Regions from separate parts of the Homo sapiens genome. Here region 2 is linked to region 1. A link is an interaction called in ENCODE POLR2A ChIA-PET data of the cell type or tissue named here. Cell type or tissue: endothelial cell of umbilical vein. All regions are shown on one strand. Each heading gives the region's core, and the rest is flanking DNA. Links, peaks and the distances in the headings are about the cores only. Region 1 has its middle 9.0 kb from the start of LINC03092. Region 2 overlaps TCF4 (transcription factor 4).

What was found. ChIA-PET counts read pairs that join two places held together with the same protein. Peaks named below come from ENCODE experiments on the same cell type or tissue, not always from the same donor. Only the 100,000 strongest peaks of a DNase experiment are listed, where the experiment ranks them.
Region 2: POLR2A ChIA-PET joins it to region 1 with 10 read pairs; 2 of 35 experiments call an interaction of 5 or more read pairs at or near these places.

Annotation. Positions count from the first base shown.
Region 1 is chr18:55,978,373-55,996,062 of GRCh38, reverse strand. No RefSeq gene overlaps it. Among named protein-coding and RNA genes, the nearest start is that of LINC03092, 9.0 kb to the left of the region's middle. In endothelial cell of umbilical vein, for the core only: no CTCF peak of the experiment used is centred there; a DNase peak (open chromatin) is centred at 7,232; H3K27ac peaks cover 1,138 bases.
Region 2 is chr18:55,325,808-55,333,807 of GRCh38, reverse strand. The region is part of intron 8 of TCF4 (transcription factor 4); the gene reads left to right. Among named protein-coding and RNA genes, the nearest start is that of TCF4-AS1, 120 kb to the left of the region's middle. In endothelial cell of umbilical vein, for the core only: no CTCF peak of the experiment used is centred there; DNase peaks (open chromatin) are centred at 1,407, 4,667 and 5,307; H3K27ac peaks cover 3,701 bases.

The DNA.
Region 1 (17,690 bases), core at 3,984-11,983:
TAATCATGCAATTGCATTCCAGCCTGGGTGACAGAATGAGACCCTATCTCAAAAAAACAAAACAAACAACAACAGAAAAAAAACTGAGACAGAAACTGTGGCTCAGCAAGATTGAATAATTTCCCTAAGTAATGCAACTATTAATTGCATTGTGGCTTCCCCAGGTGTGGGACTGAGTGGTGGTAGGAGAGAAAATTAAGTCAGGTTTCTGAGGGGTGCAGGCTGGGGCTAGTCAAAAAAGGATCAAGTCAGCCTTTACATCCCGATGACAGCAGGAAGAAGCTTAAAATCCCAAAAAGGGCAGCTTGCATGCAAGCAGTGGGGATTGTTGCCTTTATGGCATGAATACATACAACAAATTTTGTTTAAAATTTCTTTACCAAGGTCTATAGGGGCTTTATTCTACTGTCAGTGGTAAATTTTTTAATATGATACAGTCAACATCCTGGAAATGTTAACTCGCATCATCATTATCATGATTGTAAGGGTATTGGATTATGTTCTAAGAAAGAAAACACTGATCATGCGAAGGGTCAGAGAGTAAAGGAAGGTACATACTACACTATGGACTCATGAGGAGAAAGCCATAAGTGGGAAAAGGTCCCAGTACCAGCTTAAACATTTTGCCTCTTTTAAGAGGTACAAATGGTCTAGAAGGGTAAGGAGTATCTTCCCAAAGTTCTTACTCCCATCTTAATGTCCACAAATGAGATATTTATCAAGCACCCAGGGCAGCCCTCAAGCAGCATGAACAAGAAAGTGACCTCTGGAGTCAGATGTCTCAGTTCAAATCCTGGCTCTGTCACTTAGCAACTGTGTAACTTGGGGAAACTTCCTAAGCAATCTGCACCTTCATTTTACAAAATGAAAATAAAAATAACAGTAGCTTACCTGATAAGGTAAGTATGAGTTAAAATGAATAACTTAATATGTTAAATTAAATATATGAGGCAACTATGCAGCCATTATTTTCATGGCTGAGTGAAAAAGCATGCAAGTGCTAAGAAATCATTATAATTAGGGTTATTCATATGTGTTAGACAACAAAACAAAACATAATCCCTACTCATAATCTAATAGGAGCAAAAGGCAGTTATGGAGATAAGTGCAATGGAGGCATAGATGAAGGTGAGATGGGAAATGCATTTGGGAAGAACTAATAGTCAAAGAGTTTTTAAGAAACTAGAAAAAATAGTACAGGAGGGGGGCATCCTAGTAAAAGCAAACTGCTCAAAAGCAAGGAGGCATGATACCACCTGGTGCATTTGGTGGCTGCTAGTAATTAAAGATGGCAGGGGAACAGAATGGGAGGGAGGTGAACTGGAAGCATAGATGGGAGCTACATCACATGGTGCCTTAAATGCCAAGTCAGAGTCCAGATCACATGCCGAACACACGAAGGACTCAAAACTGGACTTTGAGAAGGAAGTGACACGATAAGACCTATATTCTTACAAGATCACTGAAAGAATTGTGGAATATGAGTTGGAAGGGGCTGAGATTATCAAGCAGCGAGACCTGTTTAGGAGCCTGTATTAGGAATTCAGAGACGAAAGAATGAATGAATAAGATGAGGTGTTGAGGATGTAGCAAAATATGTATATATATATATATATATATATATGAGAAATGAAATAGAAGGATGGGGATTGGTAAGTGATTAGATGGGAAGTATAAAGGGAAAGGAGTAGATAGGAAAGATGCTCAAGTTTCAGGTTTGGGCACATGAATGTGTAGTGGTGCATTCCCAGACACGAAATAAGAGGATCTGGAATGGGGGCAGGGAGAGAAAGTGTTCAAAACTGAAGTTCTGTTTTCAGCTCAATTTGCTTTAGGATAAGTGAATATGTGGGTTGATTGTATATAATGTATGTAATGATTATGCAAATCTTTGCAAATAGCTCAGATCATCCATTCATAACATAAGGCACATCAAAACCAATTCTACTCCCTACTACTCCCCAATGGTAGTAAGAGCATTGCACTGGCAACGTGACCTAGTGAAGTTTGGAAAGTCTAAAACAGTGGACTGATCCATTGTATTTCTGGAATATAAAGGAAAGCAGCTGGAACTCTGGATGAAAGCTGTAATTGGATTCACAGGCCTTCACAGCAGAAAGCGCATCTCAACACCAAGCGCAGTGGTCTGGGAAATATGAGGCAGGGAGTAACTTGACTCAAAGGGGCAAGAAAGAAGTGGACATCCCAGGAGAATTGCCCTACTTGGAGTACCAAGCCTGCCTACCTGTAAAAATGGGAAAAGTGGCAAATTATCTCAGCCTAGACTAGCAATGCCAGGCCCACTCAGGAGAAGCAGGACTGGAGAACCACTCTATGTGGCAGCAAGGCAAGCCAATCATAATCCTGAAAGACAAAATTCCAAATGCCATAATCACGAATGCTGAAACCCTAAAAGAAAATCTTGAAAATATATAATTCTGGAAAAAATCATTAAAAATTATTTAAAATGGCCAGGCACGCTGGCTCATGCCTGTAATCCCGGCACTTTGGGAAGCCGAAGCAGGCAGATCGCCCGAAGTCAGGAGTTCAAGACCAGACTGCTCAACATGGCAAAACCCCATCTCTACTAAAAATACAAAAATTAGCCAGGCATGGTGGTGGGCACCTGTAATCCCAGCTATTCGGGAGGTTGAGGTATGAGAATCACTTGAACTGGGAGGCAGAGGTTGCAGTGAACCTAGACCATGCCACTGCACTCCAGCCTGGGGGATAGAGCAAGATTCTGTCTCAAAAAAAAAAGTTTCTTTAAAACGTATTTATTTACATTTTAAAGGAGGACTTATCTGAGAAACATATAAAAACAGGACAGAACATTCATAGGCCACTTTACAGAATAAAAGAGGCAATGGCAACATACATATTTTGCAAGCAGGAGCAGTCAGGTGCACTAACGACAATGGCATGGGTATAACAGTTGTGGGCAGATGAACAGATGAACCGTATTCATAAAGACATTGGTCAAAAAGGGAAATGTGTTATCACCTATCACTATGGTTGGTAATTGTGTGCACCCAACTTAATACTGCCATCATCTGCAATATGGTGACAAACCACTTAAGTCTTTTAATGAAATTGATCAGAAACTGGATGGGTCACCACTACATATGCAGTCACCCAAAGAGTCCAGATCACGAGCCTTTCACAAATGCAGATGTACAAAAAGGACATCTCTTCATTTATTAAGGAAGTCTCAGCATTTTTATATACATGCACAATACTTGAACACAAAGTCAACATTATCATAATGCACTTTGGTGGAGCCAAATTTGTTAAAAATTCATAAAATGAATCTGAGCTCTCTAAAATTCTTTACACAATTTATACCTCCAGTATTGTAAGTAATATGAAGATGAAATACAAAGCATAGAAAAATGTAGAAAAATAATGCTGACAATTTAAAGTAGTAAAAAAAAAAATCCTAAAAAGAAAAAAACTGTAAAGAAAATTCAACATATGAAGCAGTGGATTACAAGGTTAGATTATGGACAATGGCATGGAGATGGCCCATGAGAGTTGGTCTAACAAGATGTAACTATTTTACGATTGTGATTTTCCAGATTTTCAAAGTGAGTGATATTACAGTTTATGGATTTTGATCTTTGGAGATTTCAAATTCAGGATTATGGTGTTTGGGATTGTGTTTTTCAGGATTACGATCCAAATCTAGCAGCAAGAAGGATGGCATCCACTGCCTGGAACCAGGGATCTTTCCTGTTCAAAAGTGGAAGGCCAGTGGGCTTCACTGGGTACCATTTAAGACCCCTGTGTTCTTGGCTGGCACATAATCCTGTCCATCTGGACCATGCAGCCTCAAGCCAGGTTAAGTGGATTTGTGGAAAGATAGGAAGTATGAAATATTGTAACCTGAGTGTTGCAGAGAAGTTCATACCTGTTAGCATGATCACACAAGATCATTTTCTCTTCAACGCAGGGTGTCCCCAAAGGCCAGGAGTCACTATATCCTGGCATGATCGTGTCACATCCCATCCTACCTCTTTATTATTCTTTGCGGTTGAAACATGTGGATTGTAATATTTATCTTTTACTCAAAATGATATAGGTATCCTTTAAGTAGTCATTAAAGTATTTAATGTATTTATAAGTATTTAATTATCCATTAAAATAAGTAGTAAAGACTATAAAATAACAAAAAATATTTTATCCATTTATTTCTTTAAATTTTTTCCTAGAAGAATAGTAGCATTTTTAGATCTGTCACATTTATTTATCATGTTGGACAATATTTATTTAATAGCTACCTCCAGTTATTAACATCTTAAATTCTATTCTTTATAGAACAGATGCAGTTGTAATACAAAACATTAGAAATGTTCTGTTTGGAAAATTCCTTGAATTATGATTCAAGATAATCTCAAAAATATAGTTACTACCAAACAAAAGAAATCTAATCTATATTCCTATACAATTACTGCTCAGCTAGAGATGAGAACTACCAGCTCCTTCTCTTTTTAATGTGAACCTACAAACAGATATGGAAATTAGAGCTATTAGAAATAAAAAAAAATGTTTGAAGGCTGGACAGTGGTTATGGTATCAAGAATATTTTGATAAAATGGGATTTTAGGCCAGGCACGGTGGCTCATGCCTATAATCCCAGCACTTTGGGAGGCCAAGGCCGGCGGATCACAAGGCCATGAGATCGAGACCATACTAGCTAACACAGTGAAACCCCGTCTCTACTAATAATACAAAAAATTAGCCGGGTTTGGTGGCACGTGCCTGTAGTCCTGGCTACTTGGGAGGCTGAGGCAGTAGAATCACTTGAATGTGGGAGGCAGAGATTAAAGTGAGCCAAAATCGTGCCACTGCACTCCAGCCTGGGCGACAAAGTGAGACTCCATCTCAAAAAACAAAAAAAAAGGGATTTTATTTCAAATTTTTGTGTACCTCTGATATAATTATTCAAATTTTTGCAAATGGCTCTGGTCATCCATTCGTAACATAAAGAAGCACAACAGGCTGGGCACGGTGGCTCAGGCCTGTAATTCCAGGACTTTGGGAGGCTGAAATGGGTGGATCGCTTGAGGCTAGGAGTTTAAGACCAGCCTGGCCAACATGGCAAAAACCCGTCTCTACTAAAAATATAAAAATTAGCTGGGCATGGTGGTGCACACCTGTAGTCCCAGCTACTTGGGAGGCTGAGGCACGAGAATCTTTTGAACCCAGGAGGCAGAGGTTGCTGTAAGCTGATACTGCACCACTGCACACTCCATACTGGGTAACAGAGCAAGACACTGTCTCAAAAAAAAAAAAAAAAAAAAAAAAAAGAAGCAGCAGCAGCAGCACATCAAAAACAACTCTATTCCCTAGTAGTAGTAAAAAGCATTGTGTCTTTAAACCTAACAGTTGGAATACAACTTTGTTATTGAACACAGAAATGCAGAAGAAATAATGAAAGATAACATTTTAAATTTAACCAACTTAACTTAGCAAATCTTAAATATACATATCCCATCAGTTTATATATGTTTATGTATATATGTGGATGTTTATATATATATATGTGTGTGTGTGTGTGTGTGTGTGTGTGTGTATTGCTATGAAACATACATCAACACATTGCTGATAGGAGAATTGCTGCCACCCTTTGGGAACTAATTGCACAATATGATTAATAATTTTGGAAGTTTTCATTACACATAATAGAAAGTCCAATTCAATTCACTTACACAACAACAACAACAAAAACCCTGTAATTTCACATGATAAGGATTCCAGAAGGAGAGAAATGTAAGGGCGTTAATTTAGTGGTTCAACAGGTTACAAGGACTGAGTTTCTTTCTGTCTTTCTTCTGTGTCATGTGCTTGTGAGCTAGTTCTCTTCAACATCACACGGTGACTGCTATAGTTCTAGGCATCACATCCTTATCCACCAATAACAGAAATTTTAAAAAGGGTGGTCTTATCCTTAAATCTGTTTTTAACATCTAAGAAACCATCCCCTGAAATCACCCCGGCAAATTTTCATTCACCAATTATTAAATAAAATTAAGTCATATTCTCTTTTCTAAGCCAATCACTGATAGTGGGAATGGAATTACCATGGTGGGCTTTTTCTAACCATTGTGCTTGAAGATGAGTCCACGTTTCCTTGAAGTATGTGGCTGAATAGAAAATGATAGACACCTGGGATAGAAAAAGGGTACTCCTAGTAAGAAGACAAAAATTGATGTTGGCTATCTATCACCAAAATTTTTCGCCATGTGTGTCAAGAGTTATATCCATGCCTTTTGACCCAACAACTCTACTTGTGGGAATTTCTTGTTAAAAAATAATCTAAAGGTATTTATTTAAAATATTCATTAGTGCACTGTTTATTTTAAAACTATAAAATAATGTCTAGTAATATAAAAATTATTCACTTAGATGATTTCTATTAGATGAAATATTATAGAATTATTGGAATGATAATTATAAAACATTATGGCATTAAGGAAATGTTTATTACATAATGCTAAGTGAAAAAAGACACAATTACAATTACAGTATGATGGCAACTATATAAAATATGGTTTTATTTTTTAAAGGATATAAAAAAGATTGTGTGATTTTTTTCTTTGCATTTTTAAACATTTTGCTAGCTTATTTTTAAACTAACAAAGAATATAATGTATTATCTACAGATAACGCATTATCTGTAGAATTGAAAGGATCATTATATAACAGTGTAACTGTAGGCTGCTGGTTAAGATATAATCAGATATCTCAAAATTGGGAATTTTTATGAGGCTGTTACATAAAATTATGTAAAAGTTCCAAAATTATTTAAATGGAAGTAACTAAAAAACTGAGTTGAACTCAAGGCATTTAAAAATATATATTTCAAATTTATGATATACAGTATCAAAAAAGCTATACAATTTTCCATATTAGTTGGGTTAAAAAGTGCCCTTATACTAGTGATTCTTGTTTAGGTTGGTTTTCTACATGACCCTATCAGAGAAAGTTTGTCTTTTTTTCTGCTTCTAGTAAGCCTTGTAGATGTCATTGGCACATTTATTTTTCCTTGATTTCTTTGGGAAAAGGAGGCAACTGGTCCAGCTTTTTATGCCTGAGGTCCAGAAAACATACACCTGGGAAAGGCTACTGAACTTTAATTAGTCTTTCCTGTTTCTGAGTCTGCTTGCACAACAGTCTTCCTCCTGCACATGACCCTGTCGTCAACTGTCTTCCTGAAATGTTTATAAATAAAACATGGAAAAAAGTATGAGATCACAGCCCAGGATTAGCCTTAAGCCATGTCTTTAGGGTTGTTGCCATAGCAGAAGTGTATCCAGGATCAAAAAAACACTCTTGGATCACAGGACTCTTTCACTTTTTATACGCTGTGTAGCACCTGGTCTATGGACTGCATACATTTCAGCACAGGGTGGTTGTGCTCTGTCACAAGCCCCTTAAAAAAGGAGAAGTTATCTTATGAGTGATGGCCCTATATACTATGTCACTCACCTTGTCCTTGTGGAAGAAACAGGACCAGAGAGGGCAAATAGATTTGGTAAACAGCGAATGAGACAGCAGAAACATATAGATGTATTGCTAATAATATTCATTTTTTGAAAGTAAGAAGTTAATGCATCCGTGTAGGACAGAATGGGGTTGATGATATTTTTGTTCTTTTTATCCTCGCTCCCCAAGCACTTATCTAAGGATATCTAGAAGAGCAGGACTGGATTGAGTGGGGGTGGGGGTGCTGTCCCAGGGAATGGGGGAATAGCTCTTGGGATTTTGTGCCTTTTTATGTCTTCACTTGTCCTTTCTCATTTGGGTTTAGGTGTGTCCTATCTGAGGAGTTTAATTGGCTCCAGAGCAGAGATCTTTATTCCCTTCATCAGACAGAGTGTGTTCTATGACCACAGTAGAATTCAGCTAGAAGGAAAAAGTAGGACAATAACTAGAAAATTTCCAAAATGTTTAGAAATTAAGCAATAACATTTTGAATATGAGTAAGTCAAAGAAGAAAAAATAAAAATCAAACTGAAATATCATTAATATGGCACATCTCAAAAACTTGTGACATGCAGGTAATGCCATGTTTAGAGGGAAATTTATAGCCTTAAAATGTATACATTAGAAAATGAGAAACCTGAAAACCAATGACGTCCCTCACACTCAATAATTTAGGAAAAGAATTTAAAATTAAATTCAAATAAAGTAAAATAAAGTAATAAAAATTTACTGAAAATTACAACTCACCAAAATTGAAAACGAGGAAATAGAAAAGTCAAACCAAAAAAAAAAAAAATCCATAATTTAAAATCTCCTTGCAAAGAAAATTTCAGGTCCGCATGGCTTCACTGGTCAACACCTCTAAGCATTCACAAAGATGTAATATCATAGTTCTAGAAACTCTTCTACAGTATGGAAAAACAAATAGCATTTTTTTCAGCTCACTTTGAGGCTAGTATAACTTGGATACTAAAACCTGACAAGGATATTATAATACAGTAAAATTACAGACAAGTCTCTTTAATGCAAAATATAAGATGGATAATGTATCATGACTATATTGAATGTATCCCAGAAATGTAAAGGGTTTTTTTAACATTCAAAAATCAATTAATATAATTCACCTCAACACTGAATAAAAGAGAAAATTATATGGCCATGTCAACAATTGCAAGAAAAAAAATTTGAGAAAATTCAATGTGATACATAATCTATGTTCTGAGTACTCACAAGTTTGACTTTTTACATGACAACATTTTTGAACCCAGGACACCTTTTTTCTTCTTAAGTATCTGGCTCTTGAAATTGAAAAGCAGAATTTTATTGATCTTTGTCTCTACATACTCACTTTATAAAGGTTTCTTTTGAAAGCAAAATCTTGATTATCTTCATGATATTCAGTTGGCCATGGACACTTCCTCCCACCTAAGGGATGCGTGCCTCAGTCTCAAATGTGAAAGGCCATTGGGCAGTAGAAATTAACAGGATGAAAATAAATTAGGTAATGTTTTAAGATATTACCCAGTTGTTTTAATAATAGAGAATTCTGTGATGAGAGTCCATCGTTCTTCCTTGGAATTGCCTATAGCTACCATTCCATGGAGATTTCATTTTCACTGATTCCTCACTGACCTGTGGAAGAGTCTATTTAATCCTCAATCACATGTTGTATTTGCTACTTCTACAAACATCTAATTTGTTAGTGGTCTACAAACCATTTGTTACAGATGCCCCAATGTGTACTGTCCTTTCTCCATTAGTCATAGGTCCAAGCATCAACTGGGCGACTCTCCACTCTCAGTGCTGGGGCCACTGTCAGGGTCCAGTATCCTTCAAGTCATCCAAAAGTCTTTTGACTCAGACATGCTGGGCATTCCAGAAGAAGGTTTAGAATCTCCATCTCATCTGGCTGCTTTCTGCTATGTTCACTTCACATCTCTACCTTCATATTAAACTGTCCCAAAAGAACATTCTCAAAATCAGCCCCAGATTGCAGGGTGCTCATTTCCATTACGAACATCCAGAAACTAGAGCCCTTTTTTAACTTTAGCCATCAGTGGGTGTGAGATGGGATCTCATTGCGGTTTTGATTTGCATTTCCCTAATGAGTAATGATGTTGAGCATATACTCATATGCTTATAGATCATTTGTGTGTCTTCTTTGGATACATTTTCATTCAAATCCTTTGCCCATTTTTAAATTGGATTTTGAACTTTTTATTAATAAGTGGTAAGAGTCCTTTACATATTCTAGATACAAGTCCTTTATCCCATGTGTTTTGTAAATATTTTCCCCCATTCTGTGCACCATTCTTTTACTTTCTTGCTGGTATCATTTGCAGCACAAATGTTTTTAACTTTTGTGATGTTCACTCTATTTCATCTTTTCTTCCTTGTATTTTTGGAGTTGTGTCTAAATTAAAATCACAGAGAATTATGCCTTATGTTTTCTTGTAAAATTTTTATAGTTTTAACTCTTACATTTAGGTTGGTAATGCATTTTAAATGAATTTTTTAATAATGTGAGTTAGGGGTCAACTTCATTCCTTTGCTTGTGGTTATTCAGTACTTGCTGAATCATTTGATGAAAAAAAAAAAACTGTTCTCTCCACACTGAATTTTCTTGGCACTTTTGTCAAAAATCAATTCATCAGAAATATAAGGGTTTATTTCTGAACTCACAATTCCTATTGCATTCATCTATATGTCTATTCCTATGAAATGTGGTGCTGTCTTGATTACTGTAGCATTGTAGTAAGTTTTGAAATCAGGAAAGCTAGCTGTCTTGGGTGCACCTACTTGGAATCAAGCTTCTACATGTGAGGCTGGAGGGAGAGAAATGCCAACAGCCTGTCCTTTCCTGAATCAAACCATAGCCCAGACTTGGAGATGGAGGGAGAAGGAACCCCTGTCTACTTGGCTGTTTATGCCTAGGGCAAAGCTTCTGTAACATTGAGCTAAGGTGGAGGTAATGGACTGGATCATAGCTCAGATGCCATAGACTGTCACAGCTTTTACTGAGATTTAGTAGATTTTTTAAAATTAATCTTTCTGCCCTTAGGACAATTTTCAGACAGACATTTTAAATGATTGCTCTGTATTTTTTTTACCAGTTAAATTGGTTTTTTTGTTTGTTTGTTTTTTAGGAAAAAGGTGCACCGAGCCTCTTACTTTATTCAACAATTATTATTTAAGTAAAGCTTGAAGGGATAATTGAAACAGCTCTTGGAAAGGTTTTAGTGAGAACTCTGCCTCCAGATGCATCTGCAGAGGTGCTGCAAAGCAGTATCATTTTAGTTTGTATAACCTATTCAAGGATCATAACAGTCATTAATTTACTCACTCATTGATTCATTTAATAAACATTTTATCATCTTTCAGACACTACACTGGGTAGTAGGGACAGGAGGGCACAAAAAGAATACATCATTAAGATGTGATCTGTGTTCTAGAGGAACTCACAGTCTAGTACATAAACAATGTCTCAGCTCCCAAAATAAGTATGTTGCTGTATTTTATCCAAGCAGAAGAATCCTGCTTGTTATGGTAAGAATCTTATGTCTAAAGCAATATCATCCTGATTCTTGATAATCAACTCTTAATAATTCTTTTTTTAACTTTTAAGTTCAGGAGTACATGTGCAGGACTTCGGGTTTCTTACATAGCTAAATGTGTGTCATGGGGGTTTGTTGTACAGATTATTTTATCACCCAGGTATTAAGCCTAGTATCCATTAGTTATTTTTCCTGATCCTCTCCTTCCTCCCACCATCCACCCTCTGGTAGGCCCCAGTGTGTGCTGTTTCCCTCTTTAGGTCCATATGTTCTCATCATTTAGCTCTCACTTACAAGTGAGAACATACGGTATTTGGTTTTCTGGGTTTTACTGGTTTCTTGGGTTAGTTTGCTAAGGATAATGGGCCTGTACCTCCATCCATGTCCCTGTGAAGGACTTAACCTCATTCTTTTTTACAGCTGCATAGTATTCCATGGTGTGTATGTACCACATTTTCTTTACCCAGTCTACAAGGAGAACTACAAACCACTGCTCAAAGAAATAGAGATGACACAAACAAATGGAAAAACATTCCATGCTCATAGATAGGAAGAATCAATATTGTGAAAATGGCCATACTGTCCAAAGCAATTTATAGATTCAATGCTATTCTCATTAAACTACCACTGGCATTCTTCAAAGAACTAGAAAAAACTATTTAAAAATTCATATGGAACCAAAAATGAATCCAAATAGCCAAGGCAATCTGAAGCAAAAAGAACAAAGCTGGAGGTATCATGCTACCCAACTTCAAACTATACTTCAGAACTACAGTAACCAAAACAGCATGGTACCGGTAGAAGAACTTTCATGGTGTAAATACTCCCACCATGGTCAATTTCAAGCTACCAATCAAAGTAAAGTCATTCAATGTGGATTTGAAGAGCCACGAACACAACTGGCTCTTGTTAACTAGTGCACGCTATTTCTAGCACACCACAGAATAATCATGTTTTTAAGAACATTCATATAAGATATAGTGAAGTGCTTATAAAACAATATTAACTAGAAAAAAAGATACAAGACTATATACAGTAAGATTAAATCTCAAATATATCTGCCTAATATTTTTCCCAGGAAAAGTTACTTCAAAACCCACCAGTACCTCCCAAAATTGCCACTCCCAAATAAAACACTCTTGCCTGGCCTTCAACGCTTCCTGCCATATGAATTCTACCTACCCATTCAACTCATTTCCACCTTACTCCAACTCTATGTTCAGACAATTTTTTTCCCTAGCAACACAATGTGCTACTATTATTGTATTACTCCTACAGTCTATTACAATACTGTTATTTATATAACACTAAGAAAAATGCTGTTTCTGTGCTCAGGGGAAGTAGCAAAATTCCTCTTAAGGGTGGATTCCACTGTTGGGAAAATACTTCAATGGACTATTTTAATTAAACAAAGCTGGGACACAGGGGCTTGTCTGGAATGGAAGCAGCTGAGACTGGTTTTATGATGCAGACAATTGTTCTGCATAATGAAATAACAGGCTGTTCAGCCTCCCCGGATCACCACCTCATGTACTAGGAGACAGAACTTTAGAGAATATTGAAAGAAAGGATGAAAAAGAAGAGGTGGAGGGAAGAACTCCCACCAATAAAGAAGGAAAAACAAACTTCCAAATAGTGGCAGCAGGTCAGGATCTGACTGGGGCCGAGTTTTTGGTGACCTTCCCTAGGATGAATACCCAGATAGCAAGGGAATAAGCTCTTGCTCAGCTAGAGAACGGCATTAGCACAGGGAAAGGACGGAAGAGTGGGAGAAGCAGAGAGTGAGAGAGACCTGCAGATAGCTATCATTTGATACCCTGGGAATGACTCATGAGGTTAGGAGGGGCAGGGGCAGTTAGTGTAGAAAATATAGCATCACAGGAAGGAATAAAGACCAGGCACAAGGAATTCAGGAATGTGGATTGCCTGAAAGAAGTTTCTTTTCCTCCTCCTCTTGGAGGAATTCTAAGTGGTGTTAAGATACAAAAGGGAAGGGTGACCCAGAATGCTGAGAGACATGGAGCTGCAATTTACAGTTATATCTTCTTTTGAATTCTTTACTTTTGCTCTATGCATTAATCTCATTTCCCCAGTAGATTTTTCTAGCTCCTAAAAGAAGACCATACTTGCCATGTGTGTATATACACATATGTATATGTAGAAATGTATATGTAGATATACATACATATGTAAACATATATTTGTGTTATACATATATATATTTTAGAGTTCCTAGTCATAATTAATTCACCTTGCACATGGAAGTTCCTCTCAGATATCCTGCTGAATAGCTAGGAAAGAAAAGATTAAATAATCACTCCTTTTGTGCTTGTTTTGTGTGTTTGGTTTCTCATTACTTTGTAGTTGGAAGGCAAATCTTTCTAAGTTTTGTAGTCAATCTTTGCAATGTTATGATTTTTAAATGGAGAGCTACAACCACTATGAATGTACTCCACAGAATATATTTTATGTGTAATGTCTTTTCTAGCACATATATAGATCTCTTTTAAAATGAGGTATCTATATACCTTTTAAACACATCTGATACACATTGATTTTTTTAATGCTTTTTTTTTTTTGGCAAGCAGATTGAGAGGTGTTGTCAGCATTTCCACAGCAATGTGGTCCTCATGTTCACAACTGAGATAATGTGTATGTCAAAGAAGAGTTTTATGCTTCATCAAAACCAGCATTCATGTAAATATCTAGGTTACCCTGATGATTCACGTCACCTCTAACCTCTATTCAATGTCGTCATAATTGTCAATTTCCAAAGCAAACTGAAAAAAGTTATTATATCAAAATATGGTAAGAAGTACTGCTTGCCAAATATAATCAACTGTTATTTATTTCCAAAAACATTATGTAAAGACAAAAGAATAAGTGCTATATACTCTTGGGCTTAAGTAACAAGGAAAAACGAAAGGACTCATAGTCTTAGCGACTGAGAACTAAAAGTGAAAGCGGTTCTTATACTGCCCTGATGAAAAGGCTTGAAAAAGGTGCCTTATTTTTCTGTGCCTCAATTTTAAGTTTTTGTCATAACAATGACACCACTTTTCTGGTGTTTCATTGAAAGAGATAACATCTCTTTGAATCCCTTCTCTTCCAGGAACCCACCCCTATCTCGCCAGTCACAGATGAATCTCCTGGCAGTTACTCCCCATCTTGTGTTTACTATACTTGAGTAATGTTTAGAGAACTTTTAAAGAAAAGATTGAGAACCTCAGTCTCATCCTAAATGAGATGTACTAATATATATTTTCCACAAAATAGTAATAACTAATCCTTATTGAACACTCTTTTTGTGTCAGGGACTGTACCAAGTACTCTACAAGTATTAGCACATTTATCTTTGTGTGTTTAGTATTAATACAATTATATCACCGAAACCACAAAACCAATAAAATTCAATTTGACAGTGTGAATTTTAAACGGGATAGATTACACTGTTTTGCAGAAACTAAACCTGTAATATTGGGCTTAATCATGGAAGAAATATAGCCTTACTTATAACTTAAACCTGCTTTTGTGGTGTAACTTTAATACTATTTATACAGAGAATGCCTATTAACTACAAGCAATGAAACTGGCATTGGTAACATCAAGGCTTTATTTGATAATTAAGATAATCAAGTCCATTACTTAACAACTCAACTTTAATGCAATGTCCTTTGATCTCTCTGGAATGCTGACTTGTTCACTTGGAAATAAGGATCACATGATAGTGTTATAGAAACCTGCATTAAATGGGTAACTAATCCAATGACACCTAGAGTCAGAATGGGACTTCCTTGAATGCTTATGGTTGTGGTGAAGATATAATCCTGCCATGCAAAGCCTTTTGAGTCTCCATGACAATATTATCATGTATATTTTATGACTCAATTCTACCTTTAGGTTTCTCCATTTGGACTTCTGTGAAATCTGCATTTATACAGTAAGTTGTGCTGTCAGTTGACCTTTACTTGGAAGATGCATTTATAATCATACATGCATTTGTAAACTTAAATTAAAAATCAGGTACCGAAATAGTTAAACAAAATTCTACATTTCTTAAAGAAGTTGTGGATGCTCAGGGTTTTCTGCGCTCCCATTTGAGAAAAATGGTCTGTATCATTCACTTAGCATTTCATCATATTCTTCCTGGTGCTGTTATTTAACCTTTTATGTATATTTCCACCTCTTATTTTATGTAGAATTAATTTACACATTTTTGGAATAATGCAAAAAGGCATATGAAACCTTTTAAAAGTATATCTATATTTATTTCTGAGTAACTTGCCTTACAATAGTCTGCCAACTTTTGAAGGCCTTGTGTTGATGTATATTTTAGAATGTTGTGGTTGGAGAAGGTGGCAGCAGTATGTGAGAGAGTTTCCAACACAGCATCCACCTGCCCAGTTACTTCTTGGTGTCATTTAGTTCCGATTTCCCATTAAATCATATTTTTTATCTTGAGATGTATGTTTGCAATGGTTGGGATCTTTAAAATATATCTGATGAGACTGCCATTATAAAATATTCATTTTTATGATGGCCATCAAATGAAGAAATAGGAATAGTCCATGTATATGTATCTTTTTTTTTTTACATTATTATGTCATTCTCATGGTCTTTCTAGTTTTCCTTTCTCATCTTCTATTCAAGACACTAGATTTTTTCCCCATTATCTCAAGGTAGGATATAACAGAGTAAAAAGCAAAAAAAAAAGATAAAATAAAATAAGAAAGGATGCACATTTTATCTTTGTGTTTCAAAAGCAACAGGGAATCAAGAGGCATAGAGAAAACATTTGAGAACAACTATGCCACCTCTCAACACATGGACACATACAATCTCTCTCTCTCTCTCTCTCTCTCTCTCTGTGTGTCTCTCTTTTTCTTTCTTTCTTAAAAAAATTCCCCAGGTAGGAAAATGTAGAAGATCAAAAGAGAAGAAAATGATGAGAGTAAAACATGGGTGAGCACTGTTTAGGGTAGCTTTCCATGAAGGACCCTGGAGAGGTGAAGACTAAAGTGTGTGATCTCTGAGAGCTTGGGAACCTGATCTCTGTGCCCATGGTAGACTTCTGAAGAGGGGACAAATCATAAAGAAGAAATGGTTAGTGGATTTTGGCTAATAGGCCTGTAGACAACAACATTTTTTGTCCTACTTTGTGCTTAAGAGTGGCATAATTTCCATGCCCCTGAGTATGGCACAGAAATAGTGCCAAGAAATCCTTGCTTTAAAGGGTATAGGCAAATAGGAAGAAAGAGGAACTCTTTCTTCTTACAAGCAACCTGCATAAACAGAGAAACAAGGACCATATAAAGTGGTAGGTTCCTAGATGCACAGTCAACATTGAAGATCCAAGGATCTGACACAGTATGCATTGGTACTGTATAAGCATCAACAGCTTAGATATGGTAGCAGGAAACAGAGGACCTCAGACTGACAGAAATTATTCTATCACATAAGGTGATAGTCAGGGTTTTCCAGAGAAACCAAGCCCAAACTTCTGTCTGCAAGCTGGAGGGTCAGGAAAGGTGGTATAGTTTGAAGGCAGCCTAAGAGCCACTGAGCTCATGGTGTAGATTCATGTCCTAGTCTGAAGGCCTGAAAACCAGAAGTACCAGCTCAAGCAGTCAGGTGAGCATAAATTCATCTTTTCTCCATCTTTTTAGTCTACCCCGGCTCTCAACAGATTGAATGAGGCCCGTCTCCACTGGAGAAGGCCGTCTGCTTTACTAAGTTCACCAATACAAACACTAATCTATTCTAAAAACACTCTCGCAGGCACACTCAGGAATAATGTTTAACCAGGTATCTAGGCATTCTATGACCCAGTCAAGTTGGCACATAAAATTAACCATCACACAGAATATATGTGTTGCTATACCTTCTTGAGGAATTGGCCCTTCTATTACAATAAAATAATATCATTATCCCAATAAAATTCTTTGCTCTGAAATCTATGTTGTCTTTTGGTAAGTAGATAAGTAGATTCCAGCTTTCTTTTGATAAGTCTTAGCATGGTATATCATTTTCCTCCCTTTTACTATTATCTTATTTGTGTCTTCATATTTAAAGCGCCTTTCTTATAGGCAGCATATAGTTGGGATTTTTTTTTCAATGCAATTTTACAACTTCTGCATTTTTTTTTTCAAGATGGAGTCTCACTCTGTTGCCCAGGCTGGAGTGCAGTGGTGTGATCTCGGCTCACTGCAAGCTCTGCCTCCTGGGTTCACGCCTTTCTCCCGCCTCAGCCTCCCGAGTAGCTGGGACTACAGGCACCCGACACCATACCTGGCTGATTTTGTTTTTGTATTTTTAGTAGAGACAGGGTTTCACCGTGTTAGCTAGGATAGTCTCGATTTCCTGACCTCCTGATCCGCCTGCCTAGCCTCCCAAAGTGCTGGGATTACAGGTGTGAACCACCACGCCCGGACAACCTCTGCATTTTAACTGAGGTATTTAGACCAATTTCGTTTAACATGATTCTTTATGTGATTGAGTTTAAATCTATCCCACTTGTTTTTTGGGGTTTTTTTTGGGGGGGGGACTTCTTTCTTCATAAAAATTTTTTCAAAACAATGTATTGTTCAAAAATAATTTATTGTTATATTCTTTGTTGACCTATTATCTATAACTGTTTGTTATTTTAGT
Region 2 (8,000 bases), core at 1-8,000, 660 kb after region 1:
AATATTCACTATAAAATAAACCTCGTCCTGCCTTTCAACTTCACTGTGAACTTGCAGTCTTGAAAACAACAAAAGGGATAATCGCAATTGAGATTACAGAATCCAGATTAGATGTAATACACAGTAGGGTGGTATGGCCCAATTTTACTTACATGGGGCAAGTGGAAGTGCTGTGAATGCCAACATGTTAAGCATCATAGCCACTTATTAAGATGTTAGCTTTAAATGTCAGTCTTTGGACCCCATTTGAAATGAAGCACCTGCATTTTATTCAAAGAAATTAAGATATATTGGGGAATGCGGAGGTGAGTTGAGGGTTTTTTTTGTTTGTTTTTCTGTTTTGTTTTGTTTTTTTTTTCTGGTGGGAGAAAGTGCCATAGACAATAGAGATAAAATATCTCAAGTATTAAAAGTCTATTTTTATACACTGTATGATTCAAAATGACTGAGCAGTTTTGAAATTTTGTAGAAAGAAAGGAATATAAGGAGAATAAGAAATGATATTTGCATCTTTACAGACAACTCTGTATAGCACATTTAAGATTCTGGCAATTTCCTTACAAGTATCTGAAAATTAGGAATTATGAAGGAAACCCAGACAGATACTTAACTATAGCATTGCTACCAGGTGTCTCTTTGATATCAATGAGTTAGGAAACCTTAAGAAAAAAAGGTTAAAACATCCAGAATGATAACTTATTTTAGAATATGCTTTCAGACAAAATATTTCTTTGTTAAGAATGTTGAAAGGTTTTATTTAATTGTTCACATATATTTAGTAAATTTTTTGGTAGACTTGACCGATTAGGCTTGTTTCATAAAAGATGTGGGCTTCTGTGTATTTAGATCTTAAGTTTATTTCAAATTGGCCTTTATAAAACTTTAGTGCCTTTCTCTTAGAATTCTAGTCAACAAAATTATATTCATCAAGTGTATACATCACAGAAGTAACTGGTGATACAGAGTATAATTCCTACCATATTGTCAAATGGAGTCTATATCTCCTCAAAGGGAAAGAAACACTGACGTGAGTCAGAAGTTTTCACTCACTTGGCACTGAATCAGCTTAAAGTTCGAGGTTGAAAAATTCACAAATATTTATAGCACACCTACTAAGTGCCACGCCTCCTGGAAGGTGGACAGCAATGGCCAATGTTTCTGCCATTGGAAAGATTTGCACCGAAGTGTGTATGGCCACATGTAGTTGTACAAATCAGAGTTCATTTTGTAATGCTTTATAAGGGTCTGGTACCACTGATTCTCCTTGCAGACTAATAAACACAGAGCTTATATGACTCTTAAAAATACAGTGATAGCAAGTGCATCCTAAATTATGTAATCATGTGGTCCATGATAACAGTGTAATATATGATATACAGATGGAATCAGCCACCTGGCTTACTGTAATTGTTGTTGAGGTCCTTTGTTATGAACATATATTTCTGTTAACAATGCAACAAAATAATTTTTTAAGCTGTTTTTTTTTTTCTGTACTGCCTCAAATCTAGATAAACGGAATGTGTTGGAAAGGACAACAAATAAGAAGTTAAATATGTGGAAATGACATGGAAAGCACCTGTTTCTTCCCTTTGTTTTCTTCTACGTCATCAGGAAATAATATTTAACCATAGAATATGGTGTCCCTCTAAGAAAATGTTTATAATTGAATGTTCAAAGTAGAATATAGATTAAATAAGTAAAGATGACTTGCCAAAAAAAATTAAAGAACATTTGAAACAAACAGAAGTCTGCATCACACATAATAAGTGGCATAACAGTATCACCTCTCAAAAGTGACAATAGATGTGTCCATCTTTATGCCTTTAGCATGTTGTTGGCATTATTAGTTATTGTATTGAGAGAGTAGCCACGCTATACAAGAGAAAGGAAGGTAAATTAGATCCCTCACGCCCCCTTCTTCTGTGAATTGTATATGTTTTTGAATACACTCTCTGCCAGGACAGCAAATAAAATTTGGTTCATCCCTGATCCTCAGCAGATTATAATCTAGGTAAAGGACAGACCAGGTTCATGAAATCAAAAATAATAATTAGAACATTTGGAAACTAGGGGAACAGGTCCTCATATTGTGTGCATGTTTTATCAGTCTAAAGTAGATATAGCTCTATTGAAAATTGTTGGCTAGTAATATGCTCATTTTCCCATTTCATGAAGACTTATTCTCAAATGGAAGTTACAGCTGGCTATCGTGTTTTTCCGACAAACTCTCTTCTCTGTGGACATGATGATTTCTGTTGTTGTGGAAAGGAAGGAAATAAATCTCTTTTTGTTCCTCATTCACTCAATGAGCAAAGTGTGATTGAGCTCCTATTGTGTGCAGATTATATTGTTGGAGCACAGGACAAAGAAAGCTAAATTATCATCTTTGTTTAGAAATTTAAGATATTTGGGAGCAGCAAGGTAGATGCCTATGCCTAGTTTATTTAACAAGGCACTGAACTTTGCTGGAGAATCCTATATTCTAGAATATAGTCCTTATCTGGAAGTGACTACAGAACCTGATTCTGGATCACAGAGAGCTGCAGATCTGGTGTGATTAAGACAGTGGCCACAGATACTCCACTGAGCTTCTGTCTTGCAGCTTCTGTCTGTCTCTTCCCTGAAAATCACAGGGACCACAGATACTCCACTGAGCTTCTGTCTAGCAGCTTCTGTCTGTCTCTTCCCTGAAAATCTCAGGGACCGTGTGGAGTTTTGCTTGGTCAACTGGAGAAACAACTTTTGATTGTTTTTATGTTTTTCAGAGATTTATTTGCCAGAGATATTACATTATAATAAAAACATAAACACAGAAGTTAGGGATTGGAACAAAGGTTATATGGTCACAATTTAACTCATAGTTATTTGAAAATTATTGGTTTATAAGGAAACAGATTTAGACAAAGCTAGAACTTATGCAGGTAAGTTACAAAGCTAGAACTTACTCAGGCAGTTGCTCACGTCTGTAATTCTAGCACTTTGGGAGGCCGGGGCGGGCGGATCACGAGGTCAGGAGTTCAAGACCATCCTGGCCAACATGGTGAAACCCTGTCTCTACTAAAAATACAAAAATTAGCCAGGCGTGGTAGTGGTGCATGCTGGTAATCCCAGCCACTCAGGAGGCTGAGGCAAGAGAATTGCTTGAACCTGGGAGGCAGAGGTGGCAGTGAGCCAAGATCACACCACTGCACTCCAGCCTGGTGACAGAGCGAGACTCCGTCTCAAAAAAAAAGAAAATGTAGTGGACACAATACATTTAGATTTTTAATAAAGTAGACATATGTTTATTGCAGAACATATGAGCAGTTGATTAGTTAAAGATATCCAACATGCCAGGCGTGGTGGCTAACACTTGTAATCCCAGCACTTTGGGAGGCCGAGGCAGGCGGATCACGAGGTCAAGAGATCGAGACCATCCTGGCCAACGTAGCGAAACCCCATCTCTACTAAAAATACAAAAACTATCTGGGCATGGTGGCACACACCTGTACTCCTAGCTACTCAGGAGCTGAGGCAGGATAATTGCTTGAACCCGGGAGGTAGAGGTTGCAGTGAGCCGAGATCGTGCCACTGCACTCCAGCCTGGCAACAGAGTGAGACTACATCTCAAAAAAAAAAAAAAAAAAAAAAATCCAACATTGCTGGCAAGTTTGAAGGTCACAGCCCATGTACAAAATTGGTATATCTTGAGGAACTCTTGTCTTTATCATATGTTCTGTACCATTTCCTTGCACACAACACAGTTACTATATGATGGTACTAAGTAGATACAGGTCCAGACCCCATAAAGAATGTGGCATTCAGTTCTTGAACAGATGTTAGAGAACACAACCCACTCGGCAGTAAGGGATATCTTCAACTAGAGGGAAGGGTGAGAGTTGACCTGTTTGTCCTTTTGACTCATATTTAGAAATGCTAAAGTTGTTTTATGTTCAAAATGCATTTGATAATCATGCCTGAAGAGGTCAAAGTGCTGACATTGTTGAAAACAAATACCCCTGTCAAACAAATAGAGACAATTTTCATGTCTTTGGTTGGTAAGCACCATAATTTGGCCTTTGGCATTGCTGTCAGTAAAGCTAGTTGATGACTTTTACATCAATTTTTGGCCCAACCATAAATGAAGGAAATAAGACCAATACTGCCACAGTACTTTTTCTCACTCATCACCCATACCTGATTCAGCTGGGTTAATGTTAAAAGCCAAAATTTATCAATATCAATTTTTTTCCCAAATCATTCTTATTTTAGTACTGTTTATGCTCAATAAAAGTTTATGAATTTCTTTCACTGTTATTTAATGAAAACCCAGAATTTTTTAAAATTGCACATTATCTCTTTAAAAAAAGTCTTTTAGATTACTCGTGGGATTTACTCTAAGTTGTTGTCTTTTAATAGAAGATGATGCAAAACTTGTCTCACCTGTTCCTTCCTGGTCGTGTCTGTGTTTATGTGTGGGGTGGGTATATAAGTGCTTTTGATTAACAGAATGAAGAGAGTGCTTATTTTGAAAACTCAGTCGTTAAAATTCAAGTTTATTTTGAGTTAAAGAACACCATATTTAGATTAGGAATGGACCAATGACCTGCTTAAGCTTTAGGCTATCGATTGGCCTTGAGGGAACTTAGATCTGCTAAACACGAACTTGAAAAGGCACTTCAGTGATGGATGTACGTTGGATGCTCTCACTGTATGGTCATTCACTTGCATTTTAAAATTTATGTTTTGTTTTTCCTTTATACCTACTCTTTTCATTCCGTTTGTCAGAGGTGGCCATTTAAAGTATTTGACAATTGTTTGTTCTCTGCCTAGCAAGTTGTCCTATTGCTCCATGATGTGAAAGAACAAAGGTAATCAACAGTTAGAAACCTCAGGAAATTGCTAGAATCTTCACCCCCAAAGAGGGTTAATAAACCCTAGATAATTAGTTCATTTAGAATGAAAACCATTTTCATTGTAATAATCACATTTCCCCTCTGATTATCGAGCAATGCATTGGGAAGCCTGATATTTATTCACAAATTTTTTAAAATTGAGAACATCCTGTGCTGAGATTCCAGTCAGCTTCATCCATCCATTTTTTGTTAAAAGTTTCTCAACTATCATCCTTCATCCAGACAAATAAACATAACCAGGATTTCCCCTCTAACTTTTTGGGAATTCATTTACACGTGTACCATTTTGAGGGAAAAAAACAATTGTCCTCGAATTTCATTTGACTCAGGTGATTGTGGTAAGCTCGCTAACCAGCTTCATCTAGGAAGTGCAGCAATCTGAGTCAACTTCCTCCATCTCTGTTTTTACATTGTCCAGTGTGATGCTTCCTCATTGTACCAAAATAGAAATGGTTTGTTTTTGTATCAAACTTGGAGACTGGCTATGGATTACACTGGGTTAGGATAAGGGTTTGTTATTTTTTTTTTTTTAAGAACATTCCACTTATCCCAAGGGAAAAAGATTGACGGCCTGGGGAAAAATAAGAGGCATAATGAAGTCTTTTCTCCTTAAATAAAAATCACATCTAGTCTTCAGATGTGTCAATTGCACTATGTTTGCCTAATTTCATTTAATATTTGAGAGATTTAGTAGTAAATTTATGACTTTTGCAGTTACTTTGCAAAAAATTGAGGAAGGAAGAAGTGAATTTCACTTTGAGTCAAATGTGTAGGTTCCAGTGTAATTAAACCTAAAAATCTATATATTCTGGTCTTGCTACTTGGTATTACACTTTGCCATATCACATAATGCTATTAGCTACATTTTACCTTGTTTGCAGGGTGATGCCATTTTGTATCTCTGGTTTGTTGAATTTCCTAGAAGATGTTATGTTCATGTAGATAATGGCATACTCATTGAATTCTTTACCTCAGACATGAAAATATGTGGAAAAGTGGGGAAATGAATCTGATCAGATTTCACTGTATACTGAAATTTGAGAATCTGGTTTTTGCATCTATTTTGCATGCTGCTGTCTCTCCAAACCATATATGTCTGTGTGAGTTTTTATAATGCCACATAAAGCAAAATGAGAAGTCTCTTCTTTCTTCTAAAGGGAAATAGTGCCACAGAAAGGTAGAAGTCAAATATTTACTTATGGATCAAAAATCTAGTTAAAAAACAACCCATTGCTTACCTTAGTAATCAATGTGAATTACTTTATAATCAATATGAATACAAGCTATCTGACCAGTCACTCAGAAAATAAATATTTGATCATGTGATAAACCATTTGAATGTCTACATATGAACCCAGGCCATATAAAAATAACCAATTCAAGATAACATAGGAAGTCACTAAAAAAGACACAAATAAAATTAGATTTCACAGTTTACGCTGATATTTTGATACTTTTCTGTGATAAAAGCATCTTCCAAACTAAATGTGTCCATATTTGAACCATGTAAATAGTTAAAAGTATTTTACCTGAGAATATCTAAATGATGCCAAGAAAATAAGTTCATGCCACTAAAAAGATTGAGATGATTTGTGCTTTATCTGACTTCTTGGTGTAATATGGATTTACTTCAGATAAGTATATTTTCTACTTATCCGATAAGTGTGTTTATCTGAGATAAATATTTTCTCCAGATACGTGTGTATATTGAAAAAAAATTTAAAATAATTAGGATCCCAATTGAAAAAGTAAAAATCTTAATTGCTTAATAAGAAAACAGTTATTTCATAGTCTTAAGATTTCAATACAAAGAAATATGGGAATATACACGTAAGAGGTTTGTTGGTGTTCATTATTAAATTGCAAGGCTGTCTCAAGTTATTGTCATCAGAATAAATTCTGTGTGTGTGTGTCTGTCTGTCTGCGTCCTCCTGTTAGTAATTAGATCTTTTATGAAGTTGTACTCATACCTATTAGGGATTTTTGTCATTGCAGTTTTAAGTTGAATATGACACATGGATCCTTTGTTGGGTCTAAGCTATCACCATTTATTACAATTTTTTATAACATTCCATATATATGCATCTACTAACTAAACATCAGCCTTAATTTAGCTTATGAATTAAATTTTTTGTTAGGAGTGACTCCTGCTGGAGAGCAAAAAATACCAATTAGTTTAGCTTCTAAATAAACTATACTCCTTTTTTCAATGGACAAGGGTAACCTCCTATTCCTTGGCTTGGCAACATTTACTATTCCTCTAAGTTTAAAGATGAGAACATAGATTTGAGTACTAACACATCAGCAGAAATTATATTTTTAAGTACATACATAATTCTCAGGCCAGTCGTGTTTGGTGCTCCAAAAAGATTTGTGATTGAATATCTTTGCTCCATTGGGAAGAGTTTAGCATGGTGCTGTATTTTTATAATTCTTTTTTCCATTTTAGCAGACTTCACCTAAGTCTATTTTAGGTGGAGATTTTTTTTTTTTTTTTTTTTTTTTTTTTTTGCTGCTGCTCTTTAAGGCACTCTTGCATAGAGGAAACAGCAGAGGAGACACAAGGAAATGCACTCTCCTTTATAACATGCTGCTGATTCTCTGAACTAGGTGTCCTCTCATTTAAGCCTCAAAAGAAGCTGTGTATTAACTAGATGAAGGAACTAACACTCAAACCTGTGATACAGCTTGGCCAGAGTCACACTGCTGGGGAGCAGCAAGGTTACTCATCAAGATGTGTCTGACCCTCAAGTTTAAGTGCTCTGATTTAATAACTTTGCTCACACCCTGATTCCAGTGTCTTAGTAGCTTTTGATCTATAAAATGTCATCTAAGGATCTTTGAGCCTTAATTCTTTGTCTTTAAAGTGGGAATGATAATACCTGCCACAGAGTACTAGTTATGGAGATTAAATAAGTGAAGGCAATTATTATATGTTCTTTAAATTGTGTGTCACTGTACTGTGCATGTATTAAGTGTCGTTTTATTAGCAAATATCTTTTTGATGGGTAGATGTTTACCTGAGGTGGTTATTTAATTTATAGGCTGGCTTGTTCACACTATGTTATGTAATCATTGTATATTAATGAATATCACTATTTTCCT